Linked DNA regions of Mus musculus: all the other regions are linked to region 2. Evidence: chromatin loops called from intact Hi-C (ENCODE). Cell type or tissue: left cerebral cortex. All regions are shown on one strand.

The links. Peaks named below come from ENCODE experiments on the same cell type or tissue, not always from the same donor. Only the 100,000 strongest peaks of a DNase experiment are listed, where the experiment ranks them.
Region 1: a loop joins it to region 2, with 3 times the contacts of the local background. A loop is called at or near these places in 2 of 42 quality-filtered maps.
Region 3: a loop joins it to region 2, with 7 times the contacts of the local background. A loop is called at or near these places in 2 of 42 quality-filtered maps.

What each region holds. Positions count from the first base shown.
Region 1 is chr2:109,613,344-109,615,843 of GRCm38, forward strand. No RefSeq gene overlaps it. Among named protein-coding and RNA genes, the nearest start is that of Bdnf, 79 kb to the right of the region's middle. In left cerebral cortex, no CTCF peak of the experiment used is centred here; DNase peaks (open chromatin) are centred at 1,105 and 1,299.
Region 2 is chr2:108,288,645-108,291,144 of GRCm38, forward strand. It overlaps Gm13912 (a long non-coding RNA gene), which reads right to left. Exons shown (of 3, transcript XR_374869.1): 2 at 936-1,075. Among named protein-coding and RNA genes, the nearest start is that of Gm13912, 1.4 kb to the right of the region's middle. In left cerebral cortex, no CTCF peak of the experiment used is centred here; DNase peaks (open chromatin) are centred at 1,273 and 1,606; H3K27ac peaks cover 690 bases.
Region 3 is chr2:108,583,803-108,586,302 of GRCm38, forward strand. No RefSeq gene overlaps it. Among named protein-coding and RNA genes, the nearest start is that of Gm13912, 290 kb to the left of the region's middle. In left cerebral cortex, no CTCF peak of the experiment used is centred here; a DNase peak (open chromatin) is centred at 1,213.

The sequences.
Region 1 (2,500 bases), 1.3 Mb after region 2:
AAGCCTATTTTCTTTGTATCTAAGCATTCTCTATAGAGACAGAAAATGTTTCTATACAATTTTCTCCATATCAACAAATGGACTTGATCCTTGCTCCCAAGCACTTTCACTTTTCTGGAGTTCAGGGTAAAAGCAGGAAAATCAAGTCCTATTTTTATCTTTGTGGTTACTTTGAAACCAGCTGTCTTTGCCTGTTTTAGCTAATAACCAAGCAGGCAGTGTGGGCTCTCCTCCTCTCCCTGCTTCATCTGGTTTTGTTGTTATTGTTTGTTTGTTTTTCCTTTTGTTTTTTCCTTGCTTGCCATTACTTACTTCTGCCCAGAGATTATGTTCTCCATTCCACTAGCTCTGCCTTTGCTGGCAGGATGGGAGCAGTGATCATAGCACGCTGATAGGTATTCAGAACTGTGCTGACCCTAAGGGAAGGACTCAGAAATGGGAAAGTGAAACTTCAGGGGCAGCCTCCAGAAAGGCACTAAAGACTTGAAGATCTACAGTGGACCAAAAACACCATGCAGACTTTCAGGGACAGCAACATTTCTCTCTGTGGTTCTTCAAATAAAATATAGACAAGCACTCAGAGGCTGGATTTCTATAACCTCCCATCCTCTGACATCCTCTAGGCTCAGATCCACCCTAAACACACGTTCACTGGTTGTACTGAAAAGGATGAATGGTTCATCTTAATGCCATCTAGCTACAAAAAAGTAATTTAAACTTGAACACACACACATCTTTCATTGTATTTCAGTAACAGTATTACCTAGTAGCTCTGTCATAAACGATGACGTATAGGGAACTCATTGCAATATAGAGATAATAGTACGCATCATAAAAATAAAGAACCAGCTTTGCTCACCAAATTCAGATCGGACTCTGAACATTGCCATGAGAGGCCAGCAGGGAGAGAGTTTAGCTTGAGGATTCAAACATTGATTTTTCTCATGGCAGGAAGTCCTTCCTGTACCAGGTCCTGGAAGATGCTTCCAGGCAGCAAAGTCGCTAGTCGTGCCACACATGAGCTTGAGCTGAGTTAACAGAAACTGTTTGCATTCGTGAATGAAGCTGGCTCAGAAAGGTTCAGAAACGAAATCCTCTGCTCTGCAGAAGATTGACATTGGAGTCTCAGACACACACTCCCTCACATCATCTTAGAAGGTAGTCCAGAATTTACTGGGAAATGTCTGGGAAGGTTTTGATTCAAGTTATTCTTTGAAAATTTGGGCAAGTAGTTTCTGTGCCTATTTTTTGAAGGACTGTGCCAAAATATGCTTCCCTTGCCTGGATGTTGTAAGTAGTAGAGATAATATATGGCTACACTTTTCAGATTAGGCTGGCAAATTCCAAGGAGTATTTGGCAGTATACTTAGGAGTATGGGAGGCCATGGCATAAACACAGGGCATGTTCCCAGTGTTTCTGTTTTACTCAATGGCAAATCACTTACAACCTATTTTTATATTAAGCCAAACAGAGAGCTTTACTGAGTAGAAAGAAAAATCTACTGCCATTTTTAAAGCTCAGAGTGATGAGGAATTTCCGAGATAGCAGGCAGCTGCTGCATGGTCTATACCTCTCATTCCTGAAGAATGCACAGTCTATACCTCTCATTCCTGAAAGATGCACAGTCACTTTCTTTGTCTTCATGAGACTTCAGGAGAAGATATGAAAAGCCCCGTGTGCAGGAAAGACCTAGCATGGAGACCAGTCCTGCAATGGGTTCAGTGCAGCTCTCTGGCTTTATCAGAGAAATGTGCTTGTGTGGTGGGCAGAGGGAACTCTCAACTGGTCCAAGTGCAGAGAAACGGTGTCTGTGGAGTGCTCAGCCACAAGTGAGGCATCTGGATCTCACACCTTCCCTTGCTCAGGAATCATCACAGAAGAGGTAGCAGAAATATTTCAAAGAGCTAGAGGTTTGGAAGGACCAGAGCAAAACTGTGGCTTCTGAACATGGCAGGAACGCTGCTCGCATGAACTCATAGCAACTACGGTTGCCTACACAAGCCCTGCACAGATCAAGTAAGGCGGCATTCCAGCCTAAAGGGGAAAGAGCTTTGTGAAGAGCTATGAACAGTTAGTGGCTTGTGAGAAGTTTGGTTTTCTTTGAGTGTGTTGTTTCTGGTAGGTCACACACACTCCAGTGGATGATACCCATACCCAGAAGTATATGAACAGAAATATATGAAATTGGAGCTTATGAGTATTAATTAAAAACAAAAGATGGTACAAATTTGGGGAATGTAGGGTGTTCCAAGTGGATCTGGGAGGAGTTAAGGAGAGGAGTTAGGGGTGTACATAATCAAAGTACATTGTATGAAATTCTCAAAAGCTTAATTAAAATGTTTACTTAACAGAAACAAGCATTTTTAAAAGACATGCTTTGGAGTTTGACCTGTTCAGTGACCAATAATTGGCAAAGATTATAATTTAGTATTTCTGGAACATAATTGTGTCTTTTGTCCCTGGTCAGATCACAGATGTGGATAGTATTAGGTGCCACAG
Region 2 (2,500 bases):
TCTCTCTCTCTCTCTTTTAGTCCTTAAGAACTTTGGATTTTATGTGTGACTATATCATACTGTTTATAAAGGTAGAGTCATATAGGTTTTTCTTTCTCTAACTAATTTTACTTAACACAGTATGCTTAATCTATTTAGGCTGTAACTATTATTTCCTTCTTCAGAAATGTTGAAGATTATCCTATCACTTTCTTCTGTGAGTCAACCACTGAGTCTAACACAGGGACATACAAAAGAACACATATGGCATTCTATAGTTCTATTTTTCATCCTGTAATTATTCATCAACACGAAAACAAAAGAATGCATCTATAGCTATATATCACATATACCACATACACACACACACACACACACACCCCACACACACACACACATTTTTGTGTGTGTGTCAAGTAACATAGAATTAAGGGCATAGTCTGTGGCAAGCTCTTTGACTATTATGCTGAACACTGAGTTTAGTTTTTAGCACTTTGAGCTAATTGTTTGCAGTGCTTCTACTATTCTTGTAAGATGAAGATACTAAATTGTGTGTATAAGGTGGAAGATCTGGATTCTGTAACTTATGGTTTCTTAGGTGAGTTAATACCTTTAAATGCTTTAAAATAGCATTGCACAAATTAAAATTATAAAGTTCATGCCAATAAATCAATGCATTTTATCCATCTAGAGTGATAGTAAGAATCCAGTATTGTGCTCAACCATGAGTTAAGAGCAAGAACACAGAACAAAAGGAAACGCCTCTTAAAAAAAAAAAAAAAAAAAAAAAAAAAAAAAAAAAAAACCCAACAACTTTGGTATACAATTTTGAGCTTTATATATGAGGAAATCCAGATTTTCCTTTATATTGGTCCCTAAATGTTATATAGATGCATTTAGATTCTTAATGTCAATGCGGAGTTCTGACACTAACTACTCTGTGAGCTATTTCTTACCACTGAGTTTCTCTTCCCAAAGTTTCCTTTTTCTGCAAATCCTCATGACATTTCTCTTGGAGGTAGTAGTACTCCTGAATGATGTTCCATCAAGAGAGGAGAGTGTGATTCTTCTTTAAATGTCTGTGGTTTCAGTTGACCTGGAGGAAGAGAAGCTTCTCCATGGTTTTCCATTTCTATTCTGCCCTGTTTCCTTCCCACTAGACCCCGCCCTACATTTCACACTTGGATCTCATGGGTGATGATGAGTCAGATGGCATTTCTCACCAGCACTCTCTTGGGTGTCCTAGCAGTTTAGATCACCTACATTGCAGACAAAGCTGCTAGAAACACATGCAAAACTCAATTCCTCTAGGTTATTCTAAGAACCTTAATTCATTTGAAAGTGAAGGGGTGGCAAAGAACTTCAGCCTACACTGCAACTCACAAAGCAGAGAAAACTACTAATTTATCCTCTGTGATGACAAATCAGAGAAGTCACCCAGAAACATAATCATAGCATACAAGGTCAGAATAGATCAACCCTCACATGTCCCAGGCACTTCTGTTTGCCTCTGGGGAGCAACAGTTTTTCTTGTTTGGCTAACGGTGTGATGGGTGAAATACAATGTGTGGAATACAAGGGATAGGACGGCAAGGAAGAGATGAAGAACCTCATAAGGAAGAAACATATGGCTATGCATATGCATGCTGGTCTGCATCAGAAGCACATGTGGCTGGATGACAGGATGGTGATGCTACAGGAGAGCAGTCAGAACCAAGCCTAAAAATGCTTTTTCTCTACTCAGTGCTTTCCCATGGTGTGAACACAGTTCTCAGCTATGCTAAAGTGGATTTCTCTACTCACATGAATATACATAATAAAAGGTGCCTTACATTGCAGTTGCATTTGGAAAATTCAGATATGTGTGTGTTGTGTTGTTAATACATCTATACACGCATATACAAACACACATACATGTATATTGTATTAATATATTTATATAAGTATACATAAATACATGTTAATCTCTCTTAATCACCTTGTGCTGTCTGTATTCTTTCTGAATGAACAATTACTCAGACACAACATTTTTTTTTCATTTTCTGTAATTTCTCCTAATATTTTTCCTTTTTAATTAATCATTTTATTCATTTGCATTTCTCTTAACTTTTAAAACCTTTACAAAATGTTGATAATGATGAGGATAATAATGATGTAGGTTCATTCCTTTGCATTCCGTGACCTAAAATTATTAATAAACTGTAGGTGAATATTAGGGTTGTTTGAACACTCATATTCTCAATATGCTATAACTAGGTGCCATAGTTAAAAACTGATGTCCATGAAACTTAATAAATGTCATCTTGATGCTACTAATCCAGCTAGCTTTCTTACATGTAAAACTTGAAAAAAATGGGGAAGGGTTGAATAATGGAAGTGGAACCTTACAGATTCTTTGGAAAGTCAGTTGGATGGTGTTTTGCTAGGGCAAACACATGTAGGAAGATTAAGCTTAAGTAGACACAGGTGAAAAACTAAAGCAGACTCATGAAGGAACATTTAGCTTTAGCAGACACAGGAG
Region 3 (2,500 bases), 300 kb after region 2:
AATTGAACAGTTTTGTGATCTACATAATAACTCAAATGTTTGAGCATGTTGTAGTGTAATATTTTAATTGTCCAATCAACAAAATATTTATATAAGAATAAGAATTTAAAATCCAAATGTAAAATTACTCAAAGGAGACTCTTGAAACAAAATAACCTGAAGGTCTCATTTTAAGTATGAATTGATGACACCAGGATAGCCATAAATGTCTAATTTATGTAAGTTCTGGAGTATCACAGAGTAATGGCACACATAGTCTTAACAATAAAATCCTACAGAGCTAGAAGCTTGCTATGGGGTGTGTAACTTTGAAGTCACTGAAGATGTAGCAGACAGAATTATACTCAAAACACCCAGCTCTCACATCCTGCCCTGTTCCTTAATTTTCACTGAATTCTCAGGTGGCCTGGGAAGTGCAAACCTGGGTAGATCCTACACCAGTAGCAGAGCCTCCTCTTATTATCTGGGGAATGTCACTGAACCATAATAGTGTTTCCCTACAAACTGTAATTGGAGTAGGTACTTGGAATTTGGGGAGTGACAGCCTATTAACAGCTCTAACAATAGGAAAACTGAGTATGTCTCCAGCCTTCATTGAAGCAGGAAGAAAATGAATACTATTGACTACTCTTAAATGCCAAAGAACTTTCTTGACCTTCAGCTTTTATTAACTCATTTTTTTTTCCTTAGGTGTAGGTATTTTTTGAATGTAGCTATTTAAAAAACTTTCAAAAAGGAAAATTTATATTTAAACTCACATAAATGAATATTTTAAACCTATGCCTAATTTATTCCAGATTATTGTTGTTATGGTTTTCCCAATACATCTGTTTTTGCAATTACATATTGAGGTAGGGAGTGAATTTATAGCATTGATGGAGAAAGGATCTATTGCATGCATGGTACACAATTAGCCTCTGGTTTAGTAGTAGAATTGCCAGAGAGAAAAACAACATGAGGCTACTGATAGATTATCCTGCATCTAATGAGCAGGCCTTAGGATATGTTTGGACTCCTCAGTATCATTGGCAGTTCATTCTATTTGAGCAGCCATAGATAAAATGTAGAGAAACTCTGTGCTCTAATTTGGCTTTTAAGTAAAGTTTCCATGAATTCTCATCTGTAAGGCAAGGCAGATTCAACAAATCTCTTAGGACAGCCTCTGGTGTAGGCAAACAATCTGGCACCAAATGCAAACACCCCCATTCATCCCACATTTGTGTGCTGAGTCAAAATGCTATAGGAATATAAATTTCTGCCCAGCTAACTCCAGAGTTTCTTGCATGTTTTCAGAGATCCTTTAGTGAGGTGCTGTCCCAATTTTCCCTATTCTGTACTAATGGGCAGATTGCCTTACAAGTACAAATCATTATCAAAATAGACCTGGGATTTGACAGTGCCTTTCATCAGCAATCTCAAATGCACTAGGCTGGATGCTAAGGCAAAAGAATCAACCTGTTCTAAAAGCAGGTAAGCTGTGCCACAAGTTAGCTTCTGGAAAAGGCAAGTGCAAATGAGGCCCCACAGTCCTCTAAACTGAAGAAAAAGAAGTTTCAGTGCAGAAAGGTGTTATTTTCTCCATTTCCCTCAGCAGCTCTCTCTCTCTTTTTGCCCCCTCTTACAGCTTTCTTGCTCATTTAAAAAGTACTAGAATATGAATGTTAAATTTAAACATACCCTTAAAGTTATATAAGTAATTGCACTACAGGAATGCCTGAGGAACTTTTACAGGTGAAAAGAAATGATTAATTAAAACTCATAATTCTTAATATCAAACTAGATGGTGTGTCATGAGATTTACATATAATCTTGAATATAAAACGGCTTTTTCCTTGTTATCACTTTTTAACTAAAGTTGCACATTAAAAAAAAAAAACAATGAGGGAATTGTTGCTGTCTAAAAGAATTACAGGTATAGAAATGGAGAGGAGCCTGAGGAAAAGAAGGTCCAGTGACAGGCACAAAGTGGAATCCAGCTCAAGGGGAGGTCCCAAGGCCTGAAACTATTACTGAGGCTATGGGGAGCTCACAAAAAGAGATCTATGATGGCTGCCCTCCAAAAGACCCAACAAGCAGCTGAAAGAGTTAGATGCAGATATTTGCACCTAACCAATGAACAGAATCAGCTGACCCCTGTTGTTGAATTAGAGAAGGCTGAAAGAAGCTGAGGAGAATGGCGATCCTGTAGGTGGACCAGCAGTCTCAATTAATCTGAACACCCAAGATCTCGCAAACACTGGACCACCAAACAGTATACACCAGCTGATATGAGGCCCCCAACAGACATACAGTAGAGGACTTCTGGATCTGTGTACATTCAGAGATGATGTACCTAACCCTCAAGAGACTGGAGGAGCCAGGGAGATTAAAGGTCTGGTCGGGTGGGGCGTGGGGGCATCTATGTGGAGACAGGGTTAGGTTGGGAGGAGGTGTGGGATGTGGAGCAGATGGAGGATGGGTGGTGGTTGGGGAATGGAACATGGAGTATAAACATAAATTA